Linked DNA regions of Homo sapiens: region 2 is linked to region 1. A link is a contact called in ENCODE Hi-C or POLR2A ChIA-PET data. All regions are on one chromosome and are shown on one strand. The core of a region is the stretch at or near the end of the contact, and the rest is flanking DNA. Distances in the headings are between cores, read along the strand shown. Region 1 overlaps SLFN12L (schlafen family member 12 like). Region 2 overlaps RFFL (ring finger and FYVE like domain containing E3 ubiquitin protein ligase).

The links. A loop is a pair of places that touch in the nucleus more often than their neighbours do. ChIA-PET counts read pairs that join two places held with the same protein, here RNA polymerase II (POLR2A). Pooled maps may share reads with other maps.
Region 2: a loop to region 1 is called in a pooled map, with 3 times the contacts of the local background. The contact joins two enhancer-like sites. A Hi-C loop is called at or near these places in 1 of 50 pooled maps. POLR2A ChIA-PET finds 5 or more read pairs at or near these places in 2 of 52 experiments (activated CD4-positive, alpha-beta T cell and activated T-cell).

Annotation. Positions count from the first base shown.
Region 1 is chr17:35,483,870-35,490,367 of GRCh38, reverse strand. All of the region lies in intron 2 of SLFN12L (schlafen family member 12 like), which reads left to right. It also overlaps the pseudogene E2F3P1. Among named protein-coding and RNA genes, the nearest start is that of SLFN13, 38 kb to the right of the region's middle. RefSeq lists a silencer at 104-398 and an enhancer at 2,913-3,192. Within about 2 kb of position 2,492, at least 21 of the 41 ENCODE cell types and tissues checked have a DNase peak (open chromatin) inside an H3K27ac peak, as active enhancers do.
Region 2 is chr17:35,042,857-35,049,354 of GRCh38, reverse strand. The region is part of intron 1 of RFFL (ring finger and FYVE like domain containing E3 ubiquitin protein ligase); the gene reads left to right. The region is part of intron 5 of RAD51L3-RFFL (RAD51L3-RFFL readthrough); the gene reads left to right. Among named protein-coding and RNA genes, the nearest start is that of RFFL, 18 kb to the left of the region's middle. RefSeq lists enhancers at 2,302-2,431, 2,572-2,671, 2,732-2,781. Within about 2 kb of position 2,539, at least 11 of the 41 ENCODE cell types and tissues checked have a DNase peak (open chromatin) inside an H3K27ac peak, as active enhancers do.

The DNA of each region.
Region 1 (6,498 bases), core at 1,243-3,742:
AGAGACTATCGTACCGTGTTTTTTCTGAGGTAGATTTTGGAGTTTTTGGAGTATCTGGACTTCTTAGTGCAGCTCTTCCTTTGCCCTTGGGGGTTTTTGAACCATCCGAGAGGTACTGATGACCGCTTTCTCCTAGCTCCAGACTTCACTTTGCCAGAGGGCCACTGCCGCCTCGTCCCAGCGCTGGTGGCTGCAGCAGCCCGGCTCTGCTGGAGGGTCCCTGCGGCGTGGTGTAGAGGAGGTTGCCGGCGGTCTGCTCCGCGCCTGGGGCACTGGGGAGGAGGGGGCCGGTGGCTACGGCGCCGCTTTGGAGGGAGAGGGAACAGGAGGTGGTGGAAGTGTTCGTGGTGAGGATCTGGATGTCGGATATTTCTTTCTATTCCCAATTTGCTAAGGGTTCTTTTTAAAAATCATGACTGGTTGTGGGATTTTTGTCCCACTTGGAGCATAAGATGCTGTGCTGTATAAACTGTCATAATATTCCACAAGGTTGGTGTTCCTCTCCGGAAGTAGATGACAGTTTTCTGCCCCATTGATATTAGGCTTGGCAAGGTGACTTGTTTTGATCTATGGAATAAGTGCAGACGTCATATGTATTCTTTCTGAGGATAACTTTCAAGAGTCAAATGCTTTTTCGGTATCTATTGAAATGATCATGTGATGTTCCTTTTTTCATTAATGCAGTGAATAGGCCGATTGATTTTCACATCTAAATCACTCTTGGATACCGAGAGTAAACCTCTGTTGGTCTTAATATAATTTTGGGGGGTATATTGCTGCATTCATTTTACATATATATATGTACATATATATACGGACAGGGTTTCACTCTGTCGCTCAGGCTGGAGTGCAGTAGCCTGATCACGGCTCACTGCAGCCTCAACAGCCCAAGTTCAAGTGATCCTCCCACCATAGCCTCCTTAGTAGCTGGGACCACAAGTGCACTGCCACCACGCCCGGTTATTTTAAAAAATTATTTGTAGAGATGACGTCTCCTTATATTGCCAGGCTAGTCCTGAAGTCCTGGGGTCAAGCGACCTTCCTGTCTCCTCCGCTCAAAGTGCTGGGATAATAGGCGTGAGCCACTGCCACGGTATAGGAACGACGTCGTAATCTTTTTTGCTTACTTCTTGGATGCCTTCTTGGTGGTCTGGGAAAATCCCTGCACTACCATTTTGTAAGTCAGTGACTGAAGAAGAGTTTCCTCACTTCAGTGAAGCTGTTTCCTTAGAGCTGGCGTGAGAATCAGATGAAATGAAGAAAAGCACGGCTATGTACTTTTGTTTTGTTTTGTTTTTGAGGCAAAGTCTCGCTCTGTCGCCTAGGCTGGAGTGCAGTGGCGGGATCTGGGCTCACTGCAACTTCCGCCTCCCCGGTTCAAGAGACTCTATTGCCTCAGCCTCCCGAGTAGCTGGGATTACAGGCGCGTGCCACCACGCCCGGCTAATTTTTGTATTTTTAGTAGAGACGGGATTTCTTCATGTTGGCCAGGCTGGTCTCAAACTCCTGACCTCAGGTGATCCGCCCGCCTCTGCCTCCCAAAGTGCTGGGATTACAGTCCTGAGCCACCGCGCCCGGCCAGCTATATACTTTCAATGCATGTGCTCATTCAGTGTGAAGAAGTACTCTGCCTGTACCTTAAGATTCTAGATGGGACTTCCAACGGCAGGCCCTTAATTGAGTCCGGAGTGGGATGGAGCTAGGGAGAAAGGGCAATTCAGACTGGTGAACTCCTCAGTTAGTGAGTCATTTTGGCCTGTGTGCATTTCAAAAAGTATGGGTTCTCGCAACAGTTCTTAGACGTGTGGGCTGGAGAAACGTGTATTATCGTAATTACCATAACAAGGGCCCCACGAAAGCAACGTGACAGGAGGGCTGTATCCAGTTAGAGGAGCCACTGGACTGTTCGAAGCCAACTAATTGGCCTAGAAGGCCGCAAGATACTTCCTACACCGCAAGGGGTAGTTGTTCAACTCTGTCTCTCTGAGAGCAACCCGCTCCTCGCACCTCCCTCCTCCCCTGTGCATTAGTAGCTGCTCTCCCCCGGTTTCTGGCGTCAACTGCGCTTTCAAGCAAGGGGACAGCAGGGCTGCTCTGGGATACGAGTCAAGCTGGAATGTCACCCCTTTAGGGGTTTGGTCCTTCGTCAATTTTTTTTTGAGACGGAGTCTTGCTCTGTCGCCCAGGCTGGAGCGTAGTGGCACGATCTCGGCTCACTGCAAGCTGCGCCTCCGGGGTTCACGCCATTCTCCTGCCTCAGCCTCCCGAGTAGCTGGGACTACAGGCGCCCGCTACCATGCCCGGCTAATTTTTTTGTATTTTTAGTAGAGACGGGTTTTCACCATGTTAGCCAGGATGGTCTCTATCTCCTAAGCTGGTGATCCACCCTCCTCAGCCTCCCAAAGTGCTGGGATTACAGGCGTGAGTCACCGCGCCCGTCGTTGGATTCGCAGACACACCGTTTCCAAAGGCGCAGAGTCGATAACAGCGCGTGCGGTGCCACCACTTCCGGGGAGTCGAGTGCCCGATAGAAATGCAGCTGAGCGAGGGGCTAGCCGCACACGGACGCGGAGAGCAGGAAAGTGGAAAAGAACTCAGGTCCCCCTACTTGGTGAAGAGTGCGCAGACATGGACCTCGCCAGGTTCGTTCTCTTTTTCTTTAAATAACTTTTTTTTCGCCTTAGAAAATACAAATAGGTACAGACGAAACGAGAACTTCTCCGTGATCCCTCAGAGCTATTCACGTGGGCGTTTAACTTTCAGTTGCTTAAGGGCCCGCGCTGGCACAGCGCCTGCAAGGAATCCTGTTTCCAGGGAATTGCTGGCAGATAAATTCGTCCCGCTCCACTGCCAAACCTTCCAGCCTCCGTTTCTTATTCCGGGGGTCCGGGGGGGGTGGTCCGTGGGCTCCGGGACGAGGTGGGGCGCTGCCAGAGCAACCCCACCGATCTCGGGGAGACCCGAGGCTGCTTTCTCTCCCTTCTGGGAAAGTTGGCTCCTGTCTCTGTAGCAATGTCTGTCAAAACCGCAGGCTGTTGTAGACTTAGCAATGGAGGACTTGAAAGCTGTAGATGACAAAACTTCCGCCCGTGCGTGGGCTGGGGAGCGCCTTAAAAAGCCGCAGGGCGGCCGGGCGCGGTGGCTCAAGCCCGTGAGGTGTTGGTGCAGAGCTGGAGAAGTGGGGAGTGCTGTATGGACAGGCCAGACTTGGCAGGTGTCCATCGGATGGGGGTTGCCCACCCTCCTGGAGTCCTGAGCATTCAGGGAGTTGGGGAATGGGTTATTTAGGTGAAATGTGACCAGGCACTGACGAACTGCGCCCTAGATCCTGAAAGAAAAACCAAGCACCCTCTTGCGCTGCTGGTTTATCATCTAGAAGAGGGAAAGGGTGAAAGCAGTGCTGTTCCGAACTAAATGCAAAGTGGTATCCGAAGACGGCAAATCACGCTCTATGCTTTTTGCTCCCCAGGAGGTAGCTCTTCTGCCTCCTGTCCCACCCTTGTGGGTTGCAGTTCTTACTAACCTGTTGTTCTGGCATAACTCTAAGGAGATATGAATGCCACCCCCATTCCCATTAAAGATAGCCAACAACATAGCCTAAATCATGAGTTCAGGTCTGATAGAATTTCCCCTATAGTCAAAAGTATAAAGGATTTCAGTGGAAACATCTAACCTGTAAACCTAGACCCAAGGTTTAAGGGAGGCCAGTGAGTTTTAGGCCCTAGAGATTTGGTCGGCTCAGTCCTCAGCTCGTTTTTATTTATTTATTTATTTAATTTTAGCATTGTGTTCCAGATGTATGCCTGAAGCCTGAGGTTTTGAACCATGGAAAGTTTTACATGGCTGCAGGTGTTGGACTCGGGTGGCCAGGATCCCAGGCTAGTCCACAAGTGCTCGGTCCTCTATAAGGTGGCTCAACTGCAGCTCCCATGGGTTCCAAGTTTCCCAGTGGTATGCGTACCCTCCTTAAGCAATCTGAGGGTGAGATGTGATTTCTGTCACCTTCTGTGTATGGTGGGTGAGCCAAAAGGGTTCATCCAGGGCAAGGCCTGATACAGACAGTGCAGGAAGTTGGGCTGGGAGGAAAGGGGACAGGACTCCAGTTACAGAGGCTGCAAGAAGAATTGGAGAGCAGGGGCTAATCAAGGAGGTGAAAGAACTTTACGAGGAGAACTATGAAACACTGCTGAAAGAAATCATAGACGACACAAACAAATGCAAAAGCACTCCATGCTCATGTGTTGGAAGAATCAGTATCATTAAAATGTTCACACTCCCCAAAACAATCTACAGATTCAATGCTATTCCTATGAAATTACCAATGTCATTTTTCACAGAATTAGAAAAAATGATTTAAAATTTGTATGCAACCAAAAAAGAGCCTGAATAGCCAAGGCAATCCTAAACAAAAAGAACAAAACAGGATAGGGAGCCTTACACCACATTACTGCATTTCAAGCTATACTTCAAGGCTACAGTAACCAAAACATAGTACTGATACAAAAATAGACACGTAGACCAATGGAACAGAATAAAGACCCCTGAAATAAAGCTTCACACCTACAACCAACTCATCTTTGATAAAGTCCACCAAAATAACCAATGGAGAAAGGACACCCTATTCAATAAATAGCTAACCATATGCAGAAGAATGAAACTGGATCCCTGTCTCTCACCATATACAAAAATTAACTCAAAATTAAGACTGAAATGTAAGACCACGAACTATAAAAGTTCTAGAAGAAAATCTAGGATATACTCTTCTAGACATTGCCCTGGGCAAATAAATTATTATAAAGATCTCAAAAGCAAATGCCACAAAATCAAAGATAGACAAATGGGACTTAACTAAACAGCGTCTGCACAGCAAAAGTCTCAACAGAGTAAACAGACAACCTAGAGAATGGGAGAAAATGTTTGCAAGTCATGCATCCAACAAAAGACTAATATCCAGACTTTATAAAGAACTTAAATGAATCAAGAAAAAAACAAACAACTCCATTTAAAAAATGTGCAAAGGGCATGAACAGAAACTTCTCAAAAGAAAACATGCAAGCTGCTCACAAACATTTAAAAGGTCAACATCACTAATCATCAGAGAGCTGCAAAGCGAAATCACAATGAAATACCATCTCATCTAGTCAAAATGACTATACTAAAAAGTCAAAATATGTAGGAAAAAATTAATGAAAAATAAAGAGTTGGTTTTTTGAAAAGATCAAGATTGACAAACCTTTAGCTAGATTGATGAAAGAAAAAACTCAACTAAAATCAAAAAAGAAAGAAGAGACATTACTATTGATTTTATAGAAATCAAAAGGATTATAAGAGTGTACTGTAAAAAATTGTATGCCAACAAATCAAATAACCTAGATGAAATGGACAAATTCCTAGAAACACATCACCTACCAACACTGAGTCAGGAAAAAACAGAAAATCTGAATAGACCTATGTCTAGTAAGGAGATGGAATCAGTAATCTAAAACCCAACTAAGAAAGGCCATGGACCAGATGACTTCAGTAATAAATTCTACCCGAGTAAATTTTTTTTTTGTGAGCCTCTGTCAATATAAACAATTTGAATAAACCCAAATCAGCATTATCAGCACCATCCTGGCAATCCAATCTGACTTGATCCTGTGAAAGAAATCCTGCTCCAGATAGTGAGAGCAATGCACTTGCCAGGCTATTCTCCTGGAATAGGACCTAGCCATGAGGTCCTAGGACAACCCCACAGCCACAAGTCCCAGGGTTTCTTGGGTGAAGGGCCATTGAGTTTCCCAGATGGAAGGAACAGGGATGCTAGTAGTTCTGTCCAGTCTGGGGCACCCTGCCAGGATGACACTGCTGGTGCTGATTGGTACCTGGCACTGGAAATGGTTTAGATAATTTCAAGGAGGGCATTCCAGAACATGGAACGTGCTTTGAACCCCCTGAGGTTCAGTGTCTAAGGTAGGAACTGAACCAAAGCTTTTCCTTCTGGTGTCTTAAATGATTGGGAGTCCTCGCTTGATTTCCTGCAGTTTGAAAACAACTGCTCTGGCCACTTCACTGCTTTGTTTCTAAATATTTCCCTAGATCTATGGTGAAATTAGTGCCAAGTATAGGTACAAAGTTATGTGGGAGTAGCAGAGAGTGAAGGACAAATATGGGAGTTCTGGGATGGATGATAGAGAGTTTATCAGGTGACAAAGGTGGAGGAAAACATTAGAGTCTCAGAGCACACCTATGCAAAAGCACAGAGTCCCCAAATCACATGGGGAGTGGTGACTACTCTGGTGCACAAGGAGTTGTGTCATTTATTGAACATCTACTCTGGTCCCTGTAAATTGTTAAGTGTTATATGGAATAGACGGTTCTTTTTCCTCTGTATGTCACCACCATGATTTGCATATGAATTCTCTTGATGTAACCCCAATTGTCCAAATGATCTGGGGCCTCAATTTTATTATTGTTTACACATGATCAGAAATTTATAGAGACAAAGGTGGTATCTAC
Region 2 (6,498 bases), core at 1,290-3,789, 440 kb after region 1:
TGGGACAGGTAAAGGTTTTGATAATGTGTTTGTGTGTGTGTGTGTGTGTGCATTCTGTACCCTTACCATATTGCAGAGAAAATCATCTGTCCTTCCACTTTGTAATTCCAGGAGCAAAAGGGTAAAGTAGCAGCATATCTCAGTGTGGATGGTCTAGTGACTGTGTGTGAAAGCAGTGAGAACAACATGCCTTTCTGCTATCAGCACAGGTGTCTTTTTTCTTGACTCTTATCAAAGGGTGGGAATATGAGGCATTTTGCATTTTGTTGTGGGATATAGGCAAATAGTAAAACCTTGAAGATAGGCTGAACACAGGTGTTCTTGGCAAGGAGAGAATATGGTGAAAATACAAAGGTTTTTGTGACACCAAGAGAACTAGAAATCACCATTCATTTCTGCTGCTTGGCGTAGATACTGGGTAGATCACATCCTCCTGGCAGGAGCAGAAAACATTTCAGAAAGTCAGCATAATTTTCAGATTGAGATCAAACATCAAACCAAGCTAAAGGTCTGTGGGAGGAAGGGGGTGCTTAGTCTGAATTCATCCTGGATTTATCACCAAATCCTATCTGACTTCAGTGCAGTGCAAGCAATTACAGTGCATCAGGTGGAGGCCGGAGGCATACGTTCATTCTTTGAATTTGGCAGAGAAGGGTTGAGGAGCTAAGGGAGAAATTCTAAACTGGCTGGACTGCAGGGTTGTGGGGAGTAACAAACTCATTAGCAATGGGGTGGAATTGGGAAGAGATTTAACAGCCTGGGGCTGCAAGGAGGATAAACCACTCTGACCACCTCTGAGAAGTTTTTCAAGGGATTATATAATTAAGAACTGGTGGAAGAACTGTAGTCATTTAATTCTTAGAGGAGTGGTTCAAAAACTAAACTGAACCTGATTAGAGGTATTGGCATACCTAAATTTTTATTTTTTTAATTAATTAATTAATTAATTTTTTGAGATGGAGTCTCGCTCTGTCGCCCAGGCTGGAGTGCAGTGGCGTGATCTCGGCTCACTGCAAGCTCCGCCTCCTTGGTTCACACCGTTCTCCTGTCTCAACCTCCCAAGCAGCTGGGACTACAGGTGCACACCGCCACTCCCGGCTAATTTTTTGTATTTTTAGTAGAGACGGGGTTTCACCGTGTTAGCCAGGATGGTCTTGATCTCCTGACCTCACGATCCGCCCACCTCGGCCTCCCAAAGTTCTGGGATTACAGGCATGAGCCACCGTGCCCGGCCCCTAAATTTTTAAAAAGCAGATAGATAGAGGAATAGAACTGATAAACGTCTTTTTAAAGAACCTTAATGGGCTGAGTGCAGTGGTTCACGCCTATAATCCCAGCACTGTGGAAGGCCAAGGTGAATGGATTGCTTGAGGTCAGGAGTTCGAGACCAGCCTGGCCAACGTGGTGAAACCCCGTCTCTACTAAAAATACAAAAATTAGCCGGGCATGGTGGTGGGCACCTGTAATCCCAGCTACTTGGGAGGCTGAGGTATGAGAATCGCTTGAGCCTGGGAGGCAGAGGCTGCAGTGAGCCAAGATCACGCCACTGCATTCCAGCCTGGGTGACAGAGGGAGACTCTGTATTTAAAAAAAAAAAAAAAAAGCTGGGCATGGTGGCTTGCGCTTGTAGTCCCAGCTAATCAGAAGGCTGAGGTTGGAGGATCACTTGAGCCCAGGAGGCAGAAGTTGCAGTGAGTGAGACCATGCCACTGCACTCCAGTCTGGGCAACAGAGGGAGACCCTGTCTGAAAACTAAGTAAAATAAAAAAGTTAAGAACCTTAATGGGCCTTTCTGTGTTAAAACAACAACAACAACAACAAAAACAACCTTAACAAAGTACTTTCTTTAAATTATTTACAGCCAATTTCTGTTGAACATCCATTATTTGCTGGGCTCTGGGTTAAATGCTTTGACATGCGTTATTTTAATCCTTTCAATTATCTTTTCAATGTAGCAGGTTTTAATTAAAGGAGTTAAATAACACCAGAATTCATTCTATACCATGGTACATTTGGCTGCAGTAATTTTCGTGCAGTCCACTTTGGAAAGGTAAATTGCATAATTTTGAGCCTAGATAGAATTCCTGTCTGGAAATGCCTTCTTTTCCCGGTGCATTGGAGTGCCAGAAACCCCTTCACCTAGTCCCTGCCTTCATTTAAAAAAAAATCCTGGTTACCCATTAGTCAGTCATTGTGATAATATCTTGTGAAAGCAGCTTCTTCAGTAGAAGGTCCAGAAGAGCTTATCTGGTAAATCCTCTTTCCTGCACCAGAGTAGTAGGGGGATCAGAGTCTCTTTATTCTTGATGAGCTTTGTCATCAGTTTCGATGGAAGAAGGATCCTGCTGTAATTAAACTGCAGGTCCATTTATTCTGTTTTCAGCGTTGTTAGAAGACTTTACTCTGAATTGCTTTGTTTCCTGATTGACTCACCCTTTGGGGCAGAATGCCTGGGTTGAAATGAAAGCGTAGGTTTCTCTGCTGCGGTGTTCAATCTGTCATCTCTCCTAAACTCCACACTAAGAAGCAGCCATTTAATTGGTCAGACCCCAGGGGTGATATTTTGGCACAGCTCCATTGGTTAGAATTACTTTTCCCTGAACTTCATAGCAGATGCTGAGGTCCCTCTGCAGATATTTGTCATAGAATAGTTGAAACCAGGGAGTTTCTGAGAACATTTATAACTTGTGATTATTATGTATGTCTTTCAGTTGTTAACAGTTACCGCTTAAGAAAAAGAGCTCACTTATTGCTAGTGGGAAGTGAAATCTCTCTCCTTTCCCCCTTATTCATATTATTATTTTAACAGTTTATGCTCCAAGACCCTCTGCTCTCTGGTTCCTGTATCATTTTGTTATGTTTCTCCTTCCACCTTGCTTGGGCTGTGCAAGTCGGGAAGAACAGGCAAAGGTACACCCAGACCTGGGTGTGTCTGGTAGAGGTCGGTTTCTTTGATTTCTAGCATGTCTTTATTTTACATCTGCATTTGTTGTTTTCATGTTTATTTGTATTTGCAGTTCCCATTGCAGCACCATTCCAATCCAAAACAACAGTGAAGGCATTGAAGCCTTCTGTGTCTTTTTAGGAAGAGATGGAAGTGACCGTCTTGTTCCTCTTCCAGGCTCTCCTTTTCTGGTTTTGTCCTTCTGTAATAACAATTTAAACCATTTTTCTTTTCTTTTGTTTTTCAAGTAATCTTAGCAGACAAAGAAATTCTCTTCAGTCTTTCGTTCAAGGTATTGCTGTGGTTATGTGTGTTTAAAATCCTTAATTTACTGATCATCCCGGAATCATAATTGTGCAGTTTCTGTCCTTTTTTTTTTTTTTTTTGAGACAGAGTCTCACTCTGTCAGCCAGGGTGGAGTGCAGTGTGCAATCTTGGCTCACCGCAACCTCCGCCTCCCAGGTTCAAGCGATACTCCTGCCTCAGCCTCCCGAGTAGCTGGGACTATGGGCATATACACCACCACGCCCAGCTAATTTTTTTATTTGTAGTACAGATGGGGTTTTGCCATGTTGGCCAGGCTGGTCTCAAACTCCTGACCTCAGGTGATCCGCCGGCTTCAGCCTCCCAAAGTGCTGCGATTACAGGCGTGAGCCACTGTGCCTCGCCAATTGTGCAATTTTAAGCATGAATTTCTGTCCTTTTTTTTTAAAAAGCGCTCTATTGCTGTTATCATTAGTTAATAATTCAACAAATATGTGTTGATTACCTGGCATTAAGGCTGAGAATAAAGCTGTGAAATAGACCTACTCTTGTTTCCTGTTTCACTTTCCACACCCTAAATATGGAAGAAAAATACTTTAAAAAGAATTATATAGGCCGGGCATGGTGGCTCATGCCTGTAATCCTAGAACTTTGGGAGGCTGAGGCGGGCAAATCACTTGAGGTCAGGAGTTCAAGACCAGCCTGGCCAACATAGTAAAACCCCATCTCTACTAAAAATACAAAAAATTAGCCAGGCATGGTGGCACGTGCCTGTAATCCCAGCTACTCAGGAGGCTGAAGCATGAGAATTGCTTGAACCTGGGAGGTGGAGGTTGCAGTGATCTGAGATCATGCTACTGCACTCTAGCCTGGACGACAGAGTGAGACTCTGTCTCAAAAAAAGAAAAAAAAAAGAATTATACAAACTGTTAGCCAGTTGATTAGATACAGTACTGCTAGAATGCTCTTTCCCCCAGAATGTAATCATTATGAGATTCAAGGACCTTGCCTGTTGTTGTTCCTCTTACGTTCTCCAGAGGTACAGGAGATTCATGCTAAATAGTCTGATAAATCAATTATGGTTATAAGGAAGTGTATAAGATTCTATGAGGCCAGGCATGGTGGCTCACACCTGTAATTCCAATCCTTTGGGAAGTTGAGGTGGGAGGATCACTTGAGCCTGGGAGATCGAGGCTGCAGTGAGCTGTGATCGCACCACTGTACTCCAGCCTGGGTGACAGAGTGAGACCCTGTCTCAAAAAAAAAAAAATGTTATGAGAGCACAGACAGGATCAGGAAAGGTTTCCCTGAGGAAATAAATGATATGTAAGGGAGGTGAGGTGGCAACAGTGCTCCAGGCTGAGAGAATAGCTGAATAGCTTGAGGGAGGGAGATTCCTAAAGCCAAAATAACCTTGGTGTTTGAAGAACTGAAAGAATAGGATAGAGTAAGGAGTAAGGCCCTGAGCACTAAGGATTTGCTTTCATTATTATTTACTAGTTACCCAGTGACAACACTTACTTTATTTTTTTTGAGATGGAGTCTCGCTCTGTCTCCCAGGCTGGACTGCAGTGGTGCAGTGTCGAGTCACTGCAACCTCCACCTCCCAGATAAGCGATTCTCCTGCCTCAGCCTCCGTGCAGCTGGGATTACAGGCACCTGTCACCATGCCTGGCTAATTTTTGTATTTTTAGTAGAGACAAGGTTTCACTGGGATTACAGGCGTGAGCCTGCCGCGCCTGGCTGACAACACTTATTAAAAGGAGGGTAGACCAGGTGCGCTGGCTCATTGCCTGTAATCCCAGCACTTTGGGAGGCCCAGGTAGGATTGCTTGAGGCTAGGAGTTCAAAGACCAGTCTGGGTAACATAGACCCTGTCTCTACAAAAAAAATAAAAATAAAAAATTAGCTGGGCAAGGTGGTGGGTATTTGCAGTTCTAGCTACTCAGGATGCTGAGGTGGGACGATCGCTCAAGGCTACAGTTTGCTATGATGGTGCCAATGCACTCCAGGCTGGGTGACAGAGACTTGTCTCAATAAATGAATCAATGAAATAGAGCATTAGTTGCAGTTGAGACAATTAAGTCAGAAAAATCTCAACTGGAGCAAAAGTAAGAAGAGAAACTGAAATACACCTTAAATATCAGTTAAAGGCTTTATCTTTAGAAGGTTGGGGGTCTGTATCACTGGTACCCTGAACTTGTAGAAACTAGAAATGCAGATGACTTATGGGATGTATAAATTAAAGTTCTGTAGTCCCAGGAATGGTTTTTCTATGTATTATACTTTTTACAAGGTGCTTAAGGTACTTTTTATTGAATCCTACAAAAATCAGACCATTTTAATTCTGATTTTTGTAGGATTATTGTGTTAAATAAGACAACAGATGCAAACATAACAACTAACTTGGCACATTTTAGGTGTTTTGTAATGTTTTTACTTTGTAATCTTCTGAGAAAGGACTTCAGGAACCCCAAGTTCTGAATAACTCCCCCAATTTTCCCCGTGTCTGCCATCTGAAATAATAGCACAGAAGATTATGTCATGTCTAAAGTTTTGATCCTTTACATTAAAGTATAACTTGGGGACTGGAGGAGAGAAGAGGCTCTAGTCCTTGTGTCTTTGATGTTACTGACATCTCTGTGTGAAAGGAGGCTCTGGAAGCTGGTTTGGAGAGAGGCAAACATTTAATCCTCATGAGCCCATGCCTTATTATAATGACGGCTATTTACTGAATGTCTAACACTGCCCTCTGCTCTTGATGTAAGATTGAAAAGTCCAGTGAAGTTATGATCCCCCTTTATACTGAGCACCACCTCTATGTCCAGCCTGTGAGGTGTAGGGAATGTATTCCTGTTACTCTGAAGCTCCTAGTGGCAGCTTACTCAAGCTCATTCATTTATTCAGTGTTAGAGCCAGGATTTAAGGTCAGGTCTGACTGATTTTAAAGCCAAAGTAAAACATACTTGGGAACAGCTTTTTTTCCCCCCACCTTTCTCTCCAACTGTTCTGTCTTCTTAAACTTTAGACCTAAAATAAAATTCTTACCTAGGAAATATGCATTTATCTGTTACCCATATCCAAAGGACTGCCTTGGAGGATAGAAAATGTCTATTAGTATTAAAAGCTTTGGAAATGTTTTCCTCCCCTGAGTTCTGGCCTGTGAAATATTCCTTGTTTATGTCCAGCCCATGCACCACTTCAGCAGGGCTCTTTATCCTAATTCAGGCCTTGGATTCTAAAGTTCTACCATATACATGTCTTCTCTATGACTTAGGTATTCTGAATTC